Linked DNA regions of Mus musculus: all the other regions are linked to region 1. Evidence: chromatin loops called from intact Hi-C (ENCODE). Cell type or tissue: left cerebral cortex. All regions are shown on one strand. Each heading gives the region's core, and the rest is flanking DNA. Links, peaks and the distances in the headings are about the cores only.

Region 1 (7,071 bases), core at 2,875-5,374:
CTAGTCAGTCATCATTGGGAAGAGTGGCCCCTTGGTATTGCAAACGTTATATGCCCCAGTACAGGGGAACGCCAGGGCCAAGAAGTGGGAGTGGGTGTGTAGGGCAGTGAGGGGGGAGGGTATGGGGGAATTTTTGGATAGCATTTGAAATGTAAATGAAGAAAATACCTACTAAAGATTTAAAAAATAAAAGAATCTATTGCAAGGATAACAAAACTAAAGAAAACCATCTCATAAATTCATGTAAACTCCAGAGCTCAGTCAAAAACAAGTAATGTGATCCTCTAATGCCCTTCCCACGATCAACCAACAGAACAATATTTTTCCCTATTCAATCAACAACTTTCAACCTTTTCACATAAAGGAATGCCTGATGGCTTCTCTCTGTCATATCTCTACTGCCAGCATCACTACCATGTGCTTCGGAGCCATCATTGAGTAAACTGAAGGTGACTTCAACATAAGCACTGTGAAGTTAGTCTGCTAACCAAGATGACTATGAAGTAGCTGATGGGTGGGTAGCAAATACACCATGGACAGGCTAGACAAAATGACTCATGTCCTGAGCAAGATAGAGAAAGACCACATGAAGTTTCATCACACCATGGAAAACAGCATGACTGAGAAAGAAGAGCATGAAATGTAAAACTTACAAATTGTTTATTTCTGGAAACTTTCATTTATTAATTACAGCTGGGATGGATTGGTCATGGTGACCGATACCAGAGACTATGAAATCAGAGAAAAGGGAAGATCATCACACAAAGTAAATCATGGGCCAGATCCCAGGTAATTTAATCACCTGTTACGTGTGTGGAATAGGTGGTCCGTCTGGGATCAGATCAATTTTAAAATTTATACATTCTGCCCTGTCTGACCCAGGGTCCTTCACCTTTGCCACTTTTCCAAGGAAATTTCAGTGTCTTTGGTTACAACATACATTAGTAAAATGTGTAATTCTGATGCACATGCTTGATAATGTGCAAGAAATCAGTGGAAAATATACAAGGTGTGACTTCTCAGAACAGAAAGGCCAGCAGTAGGATGACAAGATAAGTCATCATCCAATTCAATTGATTCAGTGGCCAAAGTTCATAGAGTCCTCTTGGTCCCCCTGTCTGGCCGGTATGGTCCCTGAGCATCTCCCTGTGTTTTCTTCTTTCTTCTTCTCTTACCTGCATCCATTTCCTGAACCTTATGTTCCCAACAAAAGGCTCTACATTCTAATTCCTTTCTTTAAAGGTGGTATTAGTTATCTTTCTTGTCACTATGCCAGAATTTCTGACATAAACAATTTAAAGATGGGACAAATTTTCTGAACTCACAGTATCAGAGGTCTCAGTTCATCTTTGTGGGAAAGTTGGGACAGAGATACTCATTTCTTATGATTCCTTAGGGACTTACTCCTCCAGTTCAGCTCCACTTCATAAGGCTGTCAGAACAGCTCTACAACAATGCCACGGTCTGAGACCCAAGTCCTTGGCTAGGAGAGTACATCAACCCATAGCAGGACTTTTCTGTCTACTTCAATAAACTTAATAAGGAGTCTATGATAAAGCAGTGTAGGCATGAATGCATACAGTTGGTGCACGCTTTCCAAGCTAACATGTTGTAAGCAGCTGAAGGCTTCTGGGAGTGCTATGGATTTACATAAAGCATGAACTTTTAAATGGTACCTTAACCCTGGTACCTAGAACCTCAGAGAACAGACCTAAAAATGCCTGCAGGGCACCTTTCAATTGCATTTATCTAGTGAGTTCACCTGCCTTGGCCTGTGGTTGTTATGCTGATCTGTTTCCTAGGAACGCTGGCCTATCTAAGGTGTTAACACAAGATAGAACACATCCGTGTGTTTGACAACTTGTTTATGAATAGAAGACTGAAGAAATATTTGTTTTGCTTGTAACTATAAAAGCTGTTCAGCGTGGGGTTTGGAGTCTGAATCCATTTATTCTTGGTGCAAAGTAGGGCCCCTGCCAAGGCATCAGGCAAACAACAAAGAAGAGATAACAACCAGATTCTTAGTAATAATTTGGCAAATATTCACCCTTCCCCAGTATAAGGCTATGACAAAAACAAAACAAACAAACAGGCAAATGAAGGTTAGGTCAGGAGTTACTATTTTCACAAAAAAGCTCATAACATAAGATTAAGTAGTTACTGGTTTTACAAAAAAGTTCATAACATAGGATTAAGTATGCAAACAGACTCTAGTTTGCTCTATGGTCCATTTACTGGGTCTTACAGAGCCAGGCCTGCCTTGTTTAGAAATTCCCTCCTCCTTTGTTCTAGTTTGACTTCTGTTGCTGAGGTAAAAATACTCTTATTAAGATCAATTTAGAGGAGGAAAAGATTGATTTGGCTTCATGCACTTCAGGGTCACATTCCATCAGTAGAGGAAGTTAGAACAGGAATTCAAGGCAGAAATCACGGAGGAACACTGCTTGCCTGGTCCTTCCCTTGATCATGTTTAACTAGCTTCCAATTACAGCTCAGGACCACCCGCTTAGGGATGGTGCCACCCACAGTGGGCTGGGCTCTTCTCCATCAATTAATATAAAACAAAATAACTCCCACAGACATGGCAACAGGCTAACTTGATAGGAAATTTCTCAGTTGGGGTTTCTTCACAGATGATTTAAGGCTAACTAGAACATCCTTAGAAGGCCAAGTTGTCTTAGCATGCCTAAGAAAAAAGGTAAAAAGAAAAGGGAGGTGGTTAGGCCTCAGACTTAAGAACTATACCATGCCTAATGTTGCACATTGTGAACGCAGGTGAAAGCTTCCCCAACTTGGCTTCTTGGAAATGCATGCATCACTAAACTAAGCTACTTGTTCACAAAGTTTACATTGGTGGCATTTCCTCAGTATTATATTTCATCTTTTAATTATGTTTTACTACCTGTCATAGTAATCTATGCACCTTGTTTTCAATGCTTAATGATACTAAAATATTTGTTAAAAGTAAAGAAGCAGTTCCCTGGATTCACCTGCCTCTCTTCAAAAGTGACTATTTTCAACTCCTTCGACCTACATCTGGGAATAACTTGAGCTTGAACTGATGAGTACGTACAGACATACATATTTGCAGATGGGTATGCAGAGTTATTGATGGTAAAAAGCTGACTATAAGAATACATACTTGTAAATGGTATTGAACACTTCTCTTGCTACCACTTTTTAAACAAAACACTTTATCATGGAAAATTCCAACACAATGAGCCTTCTCCTGACACGCAGCCAATGGTATTTGTATCTATAACTTTACTCAGTTGTTCATCCATCCACCTCAAATGTATTATTATGAAGCAATACAAGACACTCTGTCATTCTAACTATAGATATGTAATTCAATGTAATCATTAAAAAGTCTGGATCACTTATCACAAATAGTTAGCCTACTATTATGATGCATCTAAATATAACAAATTATCCCTAGAGGTCATTAAATACGGTTACTTTTACATATACAGATTTTTTTTTCTGGTTATCACCTAATTCCTCACAGTTGGCTCAGAAAAATCAGAATACAACCCTGTTATATATATATATTGTTTTTTTTTCATTGTGCCATTTAATTATTTCTTTGAATATATAGTAGTTCAATACTGGGGCCATTTTTATTTTCAGGAGACAGTTTTGGTTGCTACAACTTGCCTGGAAAGGCAGCATCATACCAATAAAGTGGGGTTATGGGGTTGGGGTGGGGCATTAAAAACTAAAATATATTTTAGTTATAGAGTTTAGAAATCCTGAGCTATGCTATTAGGGATTTTGTCTCCACTTCTCTCCTCAGCTCTCTTCTCTCTTCCTCCTTCTTCTCCCCCCACTCCTGACCCGGCTCCCTCAGCCACATATTCCCAGACCACTTGACATTTAAAGTTTCCCACATTCTGGAATTTACTGACAGCTTTTCCATTTTTATATAGAACACATTCCTTCTTCTTTAAGATTTTTGTAAATTTTGAGTACAGGCTGTTAGCATTTTTTTCTAGGTTCTGTTGGAGCCCAGAACAAAGTCTCAGTTGGGCTGTAGGTGACAGATAGCACCAACTCAGCAGCCGTGTGAATGAACCCTTTAGGAAATAAATCTTTCACCTGATGCTATCAGAAAAGATGGGCCCTACCCAGCTAAGCCCTGCCTAAGTTACATATTCATGAGCAACACTGTTTTTGAAAAGACTACAACAAGTATTTTTGTAAGCCCAAATCAAAGCGGTGTGCTAGCTCGGGATGCCTAATAGCTGAGGTGAGACACAGTGGAAGAACTGAGGAGTGCATTGCTCTACAGAAAACCCTTTTGACCAGCAGCTATTAAAAGAGAAAGTCTTTTCTCTTGATTCATAGCAGAGGAAGGAAGCCATAGGACAAGGAACAAACAGTGATGTTTCCATGGTAACCGAGAGTGACTCACTGGCACTGTTGGTAATCACTTGTGTGCCCATCAATACACTGGGAGTTGGGGAACATTTTCAGTTAGCAGAAGCTTGTATTGCCAGATGAGACATAAAAAAGCAAATATCCAATCACTTTAAAGAAGAATTTTTTTAACCAGGGTGAAATATCAAGAAGTAGAATAAGCTGCCTACACAAGACTCTGTTGTAAGGAGCACATCCTTAAATATAACCCAGAGCTAACAGACAGTGTTCTGTTAGGGTTGCATTATCTGTTGAATCTCAATTCATAGTGTGCTAGTAAAAACTTCTCTTTCCCAAACTTTGAGGGAGCAGAAAAGAGAGCACTGAATGTCATTCTGTTATTTTTGACTCAATTCCAGTCCACAGTGAAGAACTGCTTGGCAAAATAAAAGCAATAAGAACAAGTTCCAAAGTCATGGGCACTCCCTGGAGAATTGGTAGATTCCAGGGCTAAAACAGGAAAGGGACACATACCCTACACTCTCTTTGTGGGATAGAAGGTTAAGAACATTGTTAGAAGTAAAAACGCAACCATGTTGAAAGGGCAAGGGGTCCTTAAAAGCATACAGTGACCAGAAAATTTTCAGACGTTCAATAACAGTAATATTAGATTATACTTCCAACAATACAATTAATGTCTAGTGTATAAATAGACAAGTCTTCCTGGTAGAAGAATTTTACATAATGCATAGAAAACGTCCATCAGACAACCATAGGAATAGTTGTGGAAGGTAAGATCCACCAAAAGAAGTTAAAATTAATGGGCAAAAGTTTAAGCAGAAATAGTATATTTGTATATCTATAATTATCTTCCTTAAAGTGTTGAGTAATAAGCAAGAAAATGGAAAATTGATGGTGGAGACTCTGACAGATATTATCTTCATGAAGCTATCAAAACATCACCAATAATATGCATAGAAACTATATATATCCTGGTATGAAAGATTGAAAAGGGTTCATACATCCACAGTGTACTGTGAAATACAAGATAATCTCATATTAGTCATGATAAGAAGAGCATCTCCCACGAAGACAACTGGTGCTTTGGAAAGTGTCAAAATCATGAAAGACAAAGAAAAATGAAAGATGTTTAACAAATTAGCTGCAAAAGAGGAAAAACCCAGTTATTATTTTACTACTTACATACATCCAATACTTACAACCCAACATAAAACAACAGATGTGAGAGCAGTTCCCTGTAGAACAGGCAGTTCTCCAATGGGCCCTAACTACAATTCCGATAGAACTTACCTGAACCCAGAATTGGCTCCCACGGGTTAAACATTTAGTCATAGACTATCACCCCGGCATCCGACAGCAACTGAAAGGTGTAAGCTGTTTCTTATACCTGTGATAAATCAGGGTATCAGTGACTCCCTTCTTGGATTCAATTGCTTTGCTAAGATAGCTCTCATGGCTTAGGAAAACACTTGCTCTAATTTTTATATTGACATGGAATATAATGAAGGATACAGAGGGATAGCCAAATGGAAAGGTGCACATGACAGATGTGTATGAGGAGGCGGTGAGCATTTATGTCTCCCCAGCTGTGCCACAGTCCAGGTACCTGATCGGCATTCTGAAGGTTCTCCTAACTCTCTCACTTGGAGGTCTTGTGGAAGCTTTGTTATGAGAGTATGGTTAACTGCATCACTGATCTTTGGTGATCACCTCACTCTTCAGCCTTTCTCCCCCTCTATCTCCACAGAGGCTGGGGGGTGAGTGCAGGTGAAAGTCCCACCCTTCTAGCTACAAGGCTAATTCTCTGGAACCTGGTTACTATGCAGCAACACACCAAGAAACACCTCATTAGAACAAAAAGTGTGTCTGTCACCAAGGAAATCCCAAGGAACTTTTCCCAAGGGATGTGTAAGTCATATGTTCCAAACACTAAGGAATCTATAACAGTCTTAGAATGACTTCATGCTCTTGTACATGGGTCTTACTTTCACACCTTTAAGGTGTGTGTGTGTGTGTGTGTGTGTGTGTGTGTGTGTGTGTGTTTAACTTTGAGTACCTGTAGAAGCCAGGAAACCAGAGAAGGGCCACTGGATTGGGGACTGTCATAAGGCAGGGGATAGCAAGCATAAGTGACATGAAAACAGAGAGAATAGTCGGAGCAGGAAGTTTAAGCAGGGATGGGAAGGCAATGGGCCTGCAAACAACTGGGCATGTCAACAGTCAGCCACTGAAGCTCAGGAGGCAAGACTCCTCCCTACTGACCCACTGCTAGATTACTAGGGCAAAGGCAGGCATCATCTTCATCATCTATGGCTGCATATCCATCCATGAAAGCACAAGGCTCCACTCATGGTCACACAGATCAATAATCTCAGTGGGCCTCAAACTAAAACAGAAAAATACATGGATGTGGGAAAGAGGAGAGCGTTAATAAGAGTGACAGAGATGAGAGAGGATGGGGTTACATTAATCAGAATTCATCAGACTCATGTATGAAACACACCAAAACTATGTTTCAATAAAAAGTCTGAGGGGTTATCTGTCAGCAACTGGAATCAAAGACCAAATATTACAAGACTCTCTTGGTACCCTAATCTATACGAATCTGTGAAATACTGGCACACACAATGCGGGGAGCAACCACCCAATCTCTGGTTGGATTTAAGAGACACTCCATAAGATGGAACCCAT
Region 2 (7,071 bases), core at 2,663-5,162, 280 kb after region 1:
GCTTCGGCTCGATGAAAACGGTGAAAAGTTGGTGTGATAAGCCATGGGGAGCCATTCAGAATTTCTGAGCAAAGTGGGAACAACAGAAGTAGCAGCTGAGCGCAGGTAGGTAAGTGGGACACTGTAACAGTCAGAGCCATGAACTGGGCTAGTACCCACAGAACTGGAAAGAGGATGCTCTTCAGGGAAGTGAACCAGAGGTGCAATCCATAGGGCTGATAATGGACTGAATAACGCAGAACAGACAGAGTCAGGCCCCATCAAGGCTGATAGTGTACCACGGACAGAAATAAGGAAGCCACCGTATTTTATTTTTGCTTCCTGTTCTGCCTCTGGCCTGCATCTCACCTCTTCTCTGCAATGGATCAGAGCAGTCACTGTCCCACCAATTTCAAGAAGGCCTCTCACAGTCAGCTCACGCAGCCTACACGGGAACTTTTACAAAAGGCTGAATCCATAGCTGGACCAGTAGATTTGATAGGACCATACCTTAGAGGATGTGAAACCAGGCTTTGGAATTGGTTTAATCTGGATTCTGTCAGTGGAACCAGCAGTTGAGCAGGAGAAATATTTTCCAAAATTTTCAATTATTTTTTTTGTCTGTCTAATTATTTATTTGAGTGGAGGGGTGTCTTCTTCAATAACTTCACCTTATATGCACAAATTTTGGGCTACCAAAAACTTTGGAGCTTAGACAAACAGTATATTGAAAGTGGCCCCGTGAATGTTGCTACCACATGGTACCTCCTGCGTTACAAGCCAACTGTAATCTGTCACTGTGCCCTAGATATTTAATTAGCGTTGCGTGTAAGAATCTCTCTTATCTTAATTCTGGATTCTGTTCAACGCCACAAGTAAAAAAAAAAAAATTTTCCTTGGTTGTTGAAGAGCTATCAAAGTTTGGCACAGGATGACAGGCCTAGAAGGCCCTGGTCCAACCCCGCCTCTGCGATCAAGTTTGATCTGACATGACAATAGCGATTTCAAGGGTCAGTTCAGCAGCCTGGCCCAGAAAACTGGATTTTCAGATTCCTCTAACCCTTGTCTCCCATCTCATATTGAACCCACCTTCTTTGCCCTTAGCAGAAGTAAAAACCAAAAAGCCATTACAGGTTGCTGAGAGCTGGCCATGGGCAGCTATTCTAACTAGAAAATGAGCCATTTTCACTGTTTCTCGAATTATGGAGAATTCATGAGAGAAAAACTCGTGGACCATCTCTGTGTTATGAATGTGTAAATGAGGAAATGGGGGGGGTGTAAAGAAAGGAGGTGGGGGTGAAGTCAGAGACACCCAATTCCCACACTCTGGGTTCTCTCCATTCACCTGTAGACACAGGTCTTGCCACTTGCATCCATGAGTTGCCCTGTAGCTCTGGCCCCTTTAAATCTCTGGGAAACCTCCCAGGATTTCTTTTGAACTTAGTGTTCTGGTGACAAGCGGTCCAAATGTTTAAAAGGATCCAGTGTACGTGGAATCCAGCACATTAGCCCAGTGGTTTTCATTGGAACAATTTCCAGCCATCCACTTGGTTCTACAGTGCGGGTAGACTTTGAGGAAGGTTTTCTGTCTCAATCATTGTGGTGCTGAATGCAGAATTACTGGGCAGAGTCTCTATTCTTAACTCAGTTATCAATCGTTGACTTACACTCACGATGCGCATTAACTACTGATTCACTCCACCCAGTCAAACACTGCAAAATGAGTTAAGAAGAAATAGGCAGGGCTGGCCAGACAGCTCTGTGTGCAAAGGTGCTTGCCACCAAGTCTAAGGACATCATTTGGAGCCCCAGAACCCACATGGTAGAAGGAGAACCCCAGAGCCTACAGGGTGCCCTCAGACTCACACACACACACACACACACACACACACACACACACACACACAAGTGTGTATATATACACATATATGTTATATACATATATATATGTATATATATATATATATATATATATATATATGTTATAAAAAATTTAAAGAAGAAAATGATCATGGCATAGGCACTTTGAAAACTGATAGATATGGCAAAGCTTTAACAAGTTATACACAGACCCAGAAAAATGTCTCAGTGGGTAAATCACTTGCTTCAGTGAGTTCAAATCTCCAAAACTCATAGTGAAAGGGGAGAGAGCTGTCCTCTGAATGTTGTCATCTGGCTTCCACTGTAGCATGCGCACACTTAGACAATAATAATCATTTAAGGCCGGGCAGTAGTGGTGCATGCCTTTAATCCCAGCACTCGGGAGGCAGAGGCAGGCAGATTTCTGAGTTCGAGGCCAGCCTGGTCTACAGAGTGAGTTCCAGGACAGCCAGGGGCTACACAGAGGAAACCCTGTCTCGAAAAAAACCAAAGGGGAAAAAAAAATAATCATTCAAATTAGCTTCAAGAGTTCTACACAAGATTACCACGTGATCTGGCAATTTGGATTGTGGGTATCCAGCCAGAAACACTTAAAGCAAAGAGATACTTGTCAGCGCAGGCTCCCAGCATAAAGCTCATCACTTGGATGTCGTGTGTAATTTTACCATAATTTTTTAGACATTTTGAAATATTTAAAGATAGACAGCAAGAAAACTCCCCTTGAGCAGAAAAAGAATCGAAACAGTTCCGTCCTTGGCAGCCAGTACTTTTAAAACTCTTGACAAAAGATGGAGACAGAAGAGAGTACAAAGAGACAAGCAACCAGAGAAAAGTCGCCAATGTCACGTGAGTAAGCACATAGACCATTTACAGCGGGGCATCTTGCTGTTGTTTTTGTACTCCTGCGTGCCCTATAGAGAGTTCCTTACACATTCCTTTCCTGAACACCCCTCATGAGCGTTTAATACTGCAGATGATCTGATGGAGCATCTGCACGCCCTGGCTGCCTGCAGGGCAAACAGAGGATGCCCATTGTAACAACTGAAGGTTTTTCCCTTAAGAAGGCCCAAAAGGTCACAAAAAGAAACAATATTTGCTCTCTCTGGTGATGCTATCCAAGTGGAAAATGCACACAGTATAGCCTGAACCCCTCTCCACGGGTGCTATTCAAGATGCCAAACTTAACCAAAATAACCAGAGGGACTGAGAGTGGTCGTAAATTACGCCATGCATTGTGTTCTTAGCTATCCAAGTAGACTCGTTCATCCCTCCCACTTAAGTGATAGCACTGAGTCTGGAGGGAGTGCAGTCTGCAGTCTGTGAGACATTTCTGCAAAATAACCCAATATGTAAATGTTCTTCTATATAGCCTCATGGAGGCTACCTATAAAAACAGATCACTCAGTCAGCTTATTAGCTCCCTCTGAAACATCAGGGATGCTGCAGACACATGGGTGGGGCTACCCAAGGCTCCCTTCCTCATAGGGATCAGCAATGGATGCTGTACTGGGGGAGGCGGAATGTCCTCCCAGCGTTCGAGAAGAAAAGGTCCTGAGAGGGGCAAAAGGAAATTGGTGACAGGATACCTACTCTACAATCTCTGTTACTGTTTCCAAAAAGAACACAGAAAGTAAATGGCCAGCTCTTATCAACTCCTGAGGGCAGGCAGCCACCCTCCTGTGGCTCCACTCTCTGAGGTATAAAACACTTCCCTGTGGTCTCCTTCATATGTGAATTATCATGGTGGTTATCAATAAGGACTGCATCAGTTAACTATGAACAGAGAGTATGTGGTAGCCAAGACTCAGCAAAGAAGTAGAAGAGTTCTTGGGGGGAAAGCTGCCTGCTCCTATTGGTACCTTCGTGTCACTGGCCTGGTGGCAAATCTAGGTTCTGAATTCTATCTGGGAGACTCTGAGCCAACAGCTCAGTTCTCCTGGGTCTAGGAAATATAGCTGAGTACACTGTACCTCAAATGGTAATGTGAGGGAAAGCTGAGCTCTTGCAAGTTCAGCTCCTAAAACAAGTGTTTACAAATAGTCAAGTCCAGTATTTGCTCCATGAGACACTTGGGGTGGGGGTGGGGGTGGGGGTGGGGCTCACAGTTCCAAACTGAAGGAACAGAAAGTGCTTTGATCAGAAACCACAGATGTGAGCTCAAATGAGTTTCTTCACCCACCCACCATTCAGATGTGATGCTCTCTGAGCCTGTGAAAGATTTCATAATTCTGAAACTGTCAGTCAGCTGAGGGCTGGATTCCCCTCTTAGATGTGTTCATGGCCTCCTCCCATAAAAACAGAGGAAATTCAAATATTTGTTAAAAAAAAAAAACACCAAAAACTTTTAGTTCATAAGTCATAATTAACTGCTTGTAAGTAAACTTCAAAAATTGGTTAAATTAAGAGCTTTGCAAACCTTAGAACTCTCCGAATAAAACATCCATTTCCCATACTGACAATACCACCCAAGACAGAAGGAATGCTTAGATCCCACTTAGAAACATTCACCCACTTACCCTCGGGACTTCAGCATCGAGCCAACATCAAAAGGCGAAGTTCAGCATGGGCCTCAGGATCTTCTTGGTAAGCTGAGGGCAAGAGAGCAAGAGGCCACCAGATCAGTGTCAGTCCATAGCCAAAAGGAAACAGTCTTCAGGAGTGATTAGTACGTGGTCTCTGAACAATCAGAAAGCATCCCTGGAGATCAGGGTCCAAGGAGACTGCAGCTTCTGGGAAGGTTACTGTCTGTGTATCTTTGTCAGGACAAAGGAAAGAAAGGGACAGGTTTGTCCCCTTTTCCTTCATAAGCCAAAAGGATCAGTATCTTAATAGCAGTTATGCTGACCCTGGCATTGCCTGTACCCTAGGCAGAACGCCACCAAGTGCATGATTGTGCACTGACTTCCTACGGGGACTCATCCTAGATTGACTTCTGTCTCTTCAGGGCTTGTCACCTGTACCCTGACCAGCTGTGTCCCTAACCTGCAAAATGATAGAGAGGTGCTGGAGGGAGTAGAAAACACATTGTATTCTCAAGTCAAATAAAAACATGTTTCCATGAGATGTTGCTTAAGCTTTTCTGTATCAGGGATAACTACTGCAGTAAATGGGCGCTGGACATTTTTTTCTATTTTGTTATCCAGACAACCTATTGTCCAACAGTGGCTCTCAACGCTCCTAATACTGTGACCCTTTAGTTCACTTCCTCATGTTGTGGTGACCCTGGACCATAACATTATTTTTGTTGCTACTCTATAACTGTCATTTTGTTACTGTTTTGAATGGTAATGTAAATATCTGATATGTCAAATATCTGATAAGTGACCCCTTCAATAAGGTCATTCAACCCCTCCTAAGGAGTTGCCACCCACAGGTAGAGAACTATTATACTAAGAGAAACAAACAAACAAACAAACAAACAAACCATTCCACCCGACCAGGTACTTATTTCTTTAGAGGCCAGATTCAAATTAAGAGTGTAATGCCAAGTTCTTAAAATTTACATAATAAATGTCACATCCTCTCTGGGCCAGCCCCTTTGCTTGATACAGTCAGTTCACTAGGGCTGGCAGCATAGAGAACCTCTAATCCATCCCATCTAGAAACATGCATTCACATGGACAAATCTCTTAAACTTTTATGAAGCTATAGGTTCTGCCAAGCCATCCCCAGCTCAATGGTTTCTCTAATTCATAAAACGGCCATTCATAAATTTTAGTTTTATAGAGGTGATATGAGAACTACCTAGGATATGCTATCAAATACTTCAACCTACTCAAAATATATTTTTCCACAAAGAGGCAGTTTTGTTTGTTTTGTTGTTGTTTGGGGGGTTTGGTTTGGTTTGGTTTGGTTTGGTTTGGTTTGGTTTGGTTTGGTTTGGTTTTTCGAGACAGGATTTCTCTGTATAGCCCTGGCTGTCCTGGAACACACTCTGTAGACCAGACTGGCCTCGAACTCAGAAATCTGCCCGCCTCTGCCTCCCAACTGCTGGGACTAAAGGCGTGTGTCACCACCACCCGGCAAGAGGCAGTTTCATAAAGCCAAGTGTGGCGGTGCATGCCGTTAATTCCAGCACTCAGGAGGTAGAAGCAGGAGGATATATGAGTTCGAGGCAACTCTGATCTACAGAGTGAGTTCCAGAACAGCCCAGGCTACACAGAGAAACCCTGTCAAAAACAAAACAAAACAAACAAACAAAAAAGACATACACAAAACAAAACCTGTAGCTTCATGTTTACCTTTATGAGAAAGTAAGCCTTTAAACCCACCCATCAAACCTCCCAGAAAACTTCCACCTTAGGGTAGCCACCATTTTCCATCACCAGCTTAAGGTAAATTCATACATCAGATATACAAAGTCAAGCATCTTCATCAGCCACCACATGTACCCTCCACTGGTATCCTAATTCTTCCTGGGCCTTTATAGGCAACAGATACAACTCAAGCTATTGCCAAGATATCATAGCATCCTGCATCCCCAAAACAACAAACAAACCACTGCCCCACAATATTTTGCCACAAAGCAAATGTTACTACTTTATAAATCAGCAGACATCTAGCTCCCAAGGAAAGAGCATGGGAAAGGAACGGGTTGAGGGCAGCTTAGCTCTTTAGATCCCTTTTCATATTGAACATCAAATAATAAAAGTATACCTTTGTATTTGAAGATTCGAGTCACACAAATACGTAAAAGCAATTCAACTGCTTTCAGCTGTAAGCAGCGACAATGCCCCCAAGTACGTGAGAGCATCAGAAGACGGCTGGGTTTCCTTTTGAGGTTACATGATAAAGAACAGTTAAGCAGCCTCTTTCTCTAGAGCTCGCCGTCTGACCTCGTGGCGGGAGGAGGCCAGTCCTTGGCCCTGGCCTCCTTTATAGGGCTGGCTTTCTTTTTGCCAGCTAAGTGGGCAGAGGGGGCGGGGAAGCCCAGCACGCCTAAAATACACCCTATGCTCATCCTCGGGTTCGATCGGGGGTGCGTGGGCACCGAGAAGGGCCGGAGGAGGCGAGGCGGGCAGCGAGGACTAAGTTTGTGGACTTTTTCCACACGCTGGAAATTCCCAGGCCAAAAAGACACCGACCCGAGTCCCGGACATTCCCCGCCAGGGCGGTCCCCAAGACCCGGACTGGAGCCGCGCGGAGGACTGAGGCCCCGCAGAGCTGTTTTCAGGACTCCTGTCCCAGTGTCCCGGGAATCTAGGGGATTAT
Region 3 (7,071 bases), core at 2,098-4,597, 270 kb after region 1:
AAGTTCAGGAATTCCCACAAACACCCCAATGGCCAGACTCTAACAGCACTCCTCTGGAGTGACAAGAGTTAAAACTTCCATGCCCACGTCATAGGGAGAAGAAAACGCACTTTCAGGAATCTCCCATGGCTTGTGTGGTAAACCAAGAACTAGAAACAATCGATGGGTTCAGCCAGATGTCCACGGGCCTACAAACTTCAGAAAGGGCTGTCAAAGCACGCACACCGCGCTTTTCAGGGAGCTGTGGGCAACACTGTGGCTTAAGGCACAGTGTTTTAAATCAAAAAATAACTTTTTAAAAATAAAAGACAACCAAAGCTTATGAGTAGCCAGTGTTAAGGAACAGCAAGGGGTCATTCTTTAAAATAATTGCGATGAGAAGCTCCAACAACTGAGAAAATTTAGGCGGTGTTTAAATCTACCCACAGCTGCATCCTGTTTCTCCCTCCCCCACCCCCCCAAATTATGCAACTCGGTTCGTGAAGAAAGGAAACCATACAACCCGCAGCTAAAGAAAGGGCTTCGCTAGATGTAACTTTTCCATTCTCAAGCACACAGAGAAAATCAGAATTCTGAGCAGGCCTCTGAACCGCCAACATCGTAAACTAAGCGCAGAACACTAAATCACTTTTCTGAACCAGGCTTTCCTCTACGTCCCGAAAAGTGGGTTTTCTTTGATTCATCCCTACAAATAGATTAGGAATACGGGTGTCTTAAAAATCCAGTTCCCAACGCTTTACCCTCTGCCACTGCTTCTCACTGAAAGAGTTACAAGAAGGAAACTACATCTCTCTCCATCAGCTCCAAAAACCTCATAATAGTGTTATAATTTCTCAGAGGTTCTTGAATTCGGAGGTCGGGGGAGAAGTGAAAAGGGAAAAGGTTATGAGATGGAAGAAAAGAGAATCCGAGGCTCTCAAGTTCTTTTCCAGGAAGCCAGCGCGCTAGCCCTCAGGGTCCCTTGGGCGCTGGACTCCGCAGAGGTCTAGGCAAGGACAACGTGCCAGAATCAGGACAAGGCATCTAATCACTCATGACTATTCGCGTCTGTCCGGCCGCTAAGGAAGTCACAGGGGCCGCTTAACGTCTCGACTATGGGGGGGGGGGGGGGTGGAGGGAAGTCCCTCCCCATCCTCCCAGCGTGTGAACCCCGAATAGAGGGGCAAGGAATCTCGCGGGTGGGTACCTTGAGGGCGCTCGGCGCGGGCGCCACCTCTGGGACGGGACTCCACGGCCCCGCAGGAGGACACGGAGGAAGTGGAGGAGAAATCGGAGGAGTCGGAGCCGGGCGAGCCGGGCGCGGAGGGCACGGCGGACAGGTAGCCGGTGTCGCCGGCGCCGGGGGCGGAAGGAGGCGAGGCGCCGTAGAAGTAAGCCAGGTTGAGCGGGCTGGTCATGAGGCCGCAGTCGCCGGCCGCGTCCAGCAGCCCCTCTCCGCCGCGGCTGTCGTCCAGCAGCTTGTCCACGATCATGCTCCCAGGCTAGGCGCTCGGGGTCCCCAGACACCTGCGCCACCGGATGGCTACGCGGTTGGCTGCGGCAGAGCGACTAGTACGTGCGCGCCCGGAGGGGACCGGGCTATTTAAATGAACTGACCTCCTCCTCCGCGCTCCGCCCGGTGAGGCGGCGCCTGGGCTGCCTCCCGCCCCGCCTCCGGATGTGTCTAGTTTCCAGTAAAATGCCCGGGATGAGGCAATGTGCCCTCCGCCCTCGCCCCGCCCCGCCCGGGCCGACCGGTTGTTTTCCGGCGGCTCACCTGGAAACCCCGGCTAGCACCCGCGCCCCGAACCCCCGTCGGGGCCAGCTCCAAGTTTCCCCGGTTGGCCTTCGCTGGACGCACCGCATCCCCAGGGGCCCGGGGTCCGCGGCAACCGCTGTCTGCGCAGGGGCTGCGATGCCCGGGGGCGAGCGGGAGCCCCGGGCTGCTGCAAGAACAGGTCCGCCCAGTTCGGGGAGTGGGAAGCCAGAGCGGTGCGTGCAGAGTTCAGTCTCCTCCCTTGCCTCCAACATTTAGCCCGCCTCCAAACCTGGAAGCGGTTGCCCGCGGACTTTCTGGCCTGGACTCAATTTCAGAGCTCTTGCAGTTTCTCTAACTTCATATCTGGGCCATAAGCAATCTTTTTTTTTTTTTTAGTACAGTATTAGAATAAACAGCAATGACTACCCTTTCGTATCCTTCAATACTAGAAAAAAGCTTCTAGCAAAATGATGAATACGCATATATGCGTGTATATTCTTTGTATGTTTTATATTATTTTTTACGTATTATGTAACGTTTTATTCTGCACAACTTGACCTAGTCCTGATAAACACAGGGATTTTGATGCCTCTACCTTGAATACTTTTTTCAATGTTTATACTTCCGCCGCAAATCCAACTAGCGAACCGTCAAGGGAAGTTTATTTTTAAGGGAGAGAAAGAATGAATGATTAAGTCTAAATTTTCAAGTAACATCTTAACACGTGGGGATAAGGTATACACACACCGATGAAAAGAAACTGACTATGATTAAACATCGTGAGAGGTACAAAGTTCAGTGAACAGCCTAAAAAGAGACTTTCTTGTGGAGAGGGGGAGAAGGGGGAAGTCTTCGCAAAGAATGAGATGAGCCCTAAAGGATGGCCCTAAAGCGTTTGCAGGAAAATCATCTGCCAAGAATTAAGGCCAGGAGTCAGGGAAGAATCCGCAGTGCCTTTTAGGACTGCCAAAGGGAAAATAGCATAAATGTGAAAGGTAACCTGAGCGGAGCACCTACAGGGACCAGCGAAGTTACTAGAACTTTAACGTGAGGGAATCTGAAGCTGGCAGAAATGAAACAGTTTTAGAGAAGATGAGACTGAGGGGAGTCCTAGTGGCCTAAGAAGAAGGAAAAAAAAAGTGACCTAGAAGAAGAGATAGTGGCAAAGAGGTAAGTAGAAATAACTAGATCATTACGTAAGTAAATGGCTCTGCTAGGCAGAATCCACAAATCTAGCATTGCTGACGGGGGTAAGCAGCAGGCAGCCCACAGGTGCTACAGGGCTAGGCAGGTGTGGAGCATGACTAAAAGCACAGCTAAAATTAATATCAATGACGCCTTGCCGTTCGCACAGCTGCTTGTTTTCTGGAAATAAACAAATATGGGGAGGTGAGGGGATTTGATTCCCCTAATTGTTAGCTGTTAGGCTCTTGTTCTGTGCGCAGGCAGCCTTGAGAGAAAAGAACTGTCAAACCACATTCAACACTCCAGAGAGCTACATGGCGGCTGTAGCTTCTAAAACACTACTCCAGCTTCTGAAGATGCAGCCTCAGAGCCACACTTCTCCCCCACCCCCACCCCCACCCAGGAACCCTTCCCACTCCGGCCAGATTGAAGGCCTGTCCCCTGGTGGTAGTCTAGGAGAGACTGCTGCAACTGCTGCAGATGGAACACTGTTGTGATTGGTGTAAATACAGCCCTTCCTTCGCCTGAAGGTCATAGGTGACTAGTACAAACACTTCTTTTCTGGCTTATACTAGAAGCAGACTGCCTGGCCCACGAGGGCCGCTAGCAGACATCCTGCAGTTCTTCCCACCCCCCACTGTTTCAATGGCCCAATTAAGGGCTCTTGAATAAAGTTGCCTCCTTTTCTGTGTGATTAACTTTTAAGTTAGCATACCAAAACCAATGCGTGCCACTGTGGCATTTTTATATGTATTTGTCATTATGATCTGTTCCTTCCCCAACTCATCTCCTTCCCCCACTAGCTGCTCCCTGTCCCCACCAGTTAGATAACCTTCTAGAACACACGTTTTAACCCTCTGCTTCCATCGTCTTCTCTCTACCCTCCTTTCAGATCTTTGTCTCCTCTCTACACACATTCGCAAACTACACACACACACCACACACACGTGAACTGTCACAGTGATTAAAACCCTCATTTGTCTAACGTGGGTCTGACGCTGTTCTAAAGATAAAGATGAGACGACTTGTGGCCTTTTAGGCTCAGATGCACACCGTCTGCATCTAAGGACAATGGAAAAGATGAAAATAATGTATCCTAGAACTCTGTGACTCGTGGAAAGGAGAAATCTCTTCCAAAGTGACCTGAAGACACCCTGGCAGTACAGGTGTTAATAATTTACTTTATTGTGTTTCATACGGCTGAACAGTTTGAACTGTTTTATGGTACAGGTAATGTTGTAACACCATTGTCAGAGCTCTAAAAATGGAACAGAATTCTTTAAGTGTAAATGTAATGAACTTTCTTAATACCGTAAATAGTTTAGAACAGCATTTCCTATTTGAAATGGAGACACCAGTATCTAAGAGGGTGAGCTACTATACTGTATTGGCAGAAGTAAGCAGGCAAGAAGGCAGGAATGGCTGCTCATTGATTTGCTGACAGGAAGGGGAGGGAAATGGGGGGGGGGGGGATGACTGCACTGCCACTTTCAAATGACCGGGCACCTCAGCAAGCAGCTCTTGTGAAGAATTCTGCTTCCACCTGAGAGGACAGTTCTACAGACTGCTCCTGCTACTTGGTCTCCCTCGCCTGATATCAGTCCAGCAGATTACAGGAGTGTGTAACTACAGATGCAGCTGGCGTTGAGACATCTGAAATGTACACTCACCGTTTTGAATCTTAACTTAAGGCTAGGGGAACAAAATCGTATGTTTCACTCAAGGACGTCTTAGACAGAATCATGATTCTAAATTTTATTCATACTGATCCCTGAAATATTACATTAATATCACATTAATTTTCTGTGTGAAGAGACATACATAGATGTTTGTGCAGTACCTTGAGGTACGATAATTGTCTTTAAGGAGAGTGCTTTGGGCTGCAGAGATGGCTCAGTGGTTAAGAACACTGACTGCTCTTCCAGAGATCTCTGAGTTCAATTCCCAGCTTACAACCATCTGCAACGGGGTTTGATGCCCTCTTCTGGTGTGTCTGAAGAGAGCGATGGTGTACTCATATACATAAAATAGATGAATAAAGCTTTAAAAGAAAAAAAAAAGAGTGCTTTGAAAAACAAAATCGTACTTTGCTCACCAGGGTGGAGTAGGGGTTGCTATTTGTTCTAATCAAACACTGGGCTGTAAGCTGAGCCACTGTCAGAAAATACCAATTTCATGTGAAAGGCAACCTAGATATTCTGATTTCTTTTTAATTACAAAGTAAATCTGCTCTCTCAAGAAGAATAGCTATCAGTATTTGTTGACAATGAAAGAATTTAAGGTTTTTAATGAAAAAGTAAACTTTGAGGCAATTTCTGTCAGGTCACCTGAGCTGGATAGCCCCCTGATTGGTACATAAAGACTTCTGTGATGAGGCCAGTATGAGGTTATCCACAAATATAATTTTTAAATTAATGAAACATACATGTGTGTATATCGTTATACCCGTGATAAAGCATTAGAGAACCTACATCACTCAATTAACTATATGTTCCAGATGAACAATGCAAGACATTAAGAAAAATCAACTATGGGTAAAAGAACTATTAAAGTTCAAGCCAGACCAATGGATTTAATGAATCAAAACATAAAAGTTAGCTGGGGTCTCAGAATGTAGCTCAGTCATAGCTTGTTTCTGTATAGCACACACATACACACACACACACACACACACACACACATGCACACACTTTCACATTTGTGTCATTAAACTGGTGAAAAAGGAGCCAGATATCCGGTTCCTCAGAAAATTGGACATAGTACTACCGGAGGATCCCGCAATACCTCTCCTGGGCATATATCCAGAAGATGTTCCAATTGGTAAGAAGGATGCATGCTCCACTATGTTCATAGCAGCCTCATTTATAATAGCCAGAAGCTGGAAAGAACCCAGATGCCCCTCAACAGAGGAATGGATACAGAAAATGTGGTACATTTACACAATGGAGTACTACTCAGCTATTAAAAAGAATGAATTTATGAAATTCCTAGGCAAATGGATGGACCTGGAGGGCATCTTCCTGAGTGAGGTAACCCAATCACAAAGGAACTCACACAATATGTACTCACTAATAAGTAGATATTAGCCCAGAAACTTAGGATACCCAAGATATAAGATACAATTTGCTAAACGCATGAAACTCAAGAAGAACGAAGACCAAAGTGTGCACACTTTGCCTCTTCTTAGAATTGGGAACAAAACACCCATGGAAGGAGTTACAGAGACAAAGTTTGGAGCTGTGACAAAAGGATGGACCATCTAGAGACTGCCATATCCAGGATCCATCCCATAATCAGCTTCTAAACGCTGACACCATTGCATACACTAGCAAGATTTTGCTGAAAGGACCCAGATATAGTTGTCTCTTGTGAGACTATGCCAGGGCCTAGCAAACACAGAAGTGGATGCTCACAGTCAGCTATTGGATGAATCTCAGGGCTCCCAATGGAGGAGCTAGAGAAAGTACCCAAGGAGCTAAAGGGATCTGCAACCCTATAGGTGGAACAACATTATGAACTAACCAGTACCCCGGAGCTCTTGACTCTAGCAGCATATGCATCAAAAGATGGCCTAGTCGGCCATCACTGGAAAGAGAGGCCCATTGGACTTGCAAACTTTATATGCCCCAGTACAGGGGAACGCCAGGGCCAAAAAGTGGGAGTGGGTGGGTAGGGGAGTGGGGGGGAGGGTATGGGGGACTTTTGGGATAGCATTGTAAATGTAAATAAGGAAAATACCTAATAAAAAATATTTTTTAAAAAGGAGCCAGATATCATTTAAAATATTGTACTGTTGAATTAATACGTTAGAAAACTTAGAATGAGCAATTCCTGAAGATGCGCCAATCAGCAATGAGTCAGCAAATCAGGGCTCCTCTCAACATTCTTCCATCTTCCCTGTTTCCAAACATCAGGTCAAATCCCAGCTCCTGAAACTCATTCTAGATCTTACAGGCCTGTCCCATTACCTGCAGGGCAACCTCTCCATCCACCTACATCAACCAATACAGGATAGAGTTCCAGAGAAACCCAACAAAGAGTCTGAAGTGGCAGGGAGAGTGATGAAAAAAAAAAAGATTCTGCAGAAAGAACTAAGGATGGAAACAAGGTGTTTAGTTTTGGTTTGGTTTTGTTGGGTTTTGTTTTTG

What was found. Hi-C counts contacts between places; a loop is a spot of excess contacts. Peaks named below come from ENCODE experiments on the same cell type or tissue, not always from the same donor. Only the 100,000 strongest peaks of a DNase experiment are listed, where the experiment ranks them.
Region 2: a loop joins it to region 1, with 1.8 times the contacts of the local background. A loop is called at or near these places in 2 of 42 quality-filtered maps.
Region 3: a loop joins it to region 1, with 1.8 times the contacts of the local background. A loop is called at or near these places in 2 of 42 quality-filtered maps.

Annotation. Positions count from the first base shown.
Region 1 is chr16:55,546,744-55,553,814 of GRCm38, forward strand. The region is part of intron 1 of Gm45968 (a long non-coding RNA gene); the gene reads right to left. Among named protein-coding and RNA genes, the nearest start is that of Gm45968, 32 kb to the right of the region's middle. In left cerebral cortex, for the core only: no CTCF peak of the experiment used is centred there; DNase peaks (open chromatin) are centred at 4,029 and 4,414.
Region 2 is chr16:55,831,945-55,839,015 of GRCm38, forward strand. It overlaps a transcript of Nfkbiz not described here. Among named protein-coding and RNA genes, the nearest start is that of Nfkbiz, 13 kb to the left of the region's middle. In left cerebral cortex, for the core only: no CTCF peak of the experiment used is centred there; a DNase peak (open chromatin) is centred at 4,036.
Region 3 is chr16:55,820,582-55,827,652 of GRCm38, forward strand. It overlaps Nfkbiz (nuclear factor of kappa light polypeptide gene enhancer in B cells inhibitor, zeta), which reads right to left and starts at 1,557. Exons shown (of 12, transcript NM_001159394.1): 1 at 1,187-1,557. The coding sequence starts at 1,472. In left cerebral cortex, for the core only: a CTCF peak has its summit at 3,379; no DNase peak of the experiment used is centred there; H3K4me3 peaks cover 179 bases; H3K27ac peaks cover 17 bases.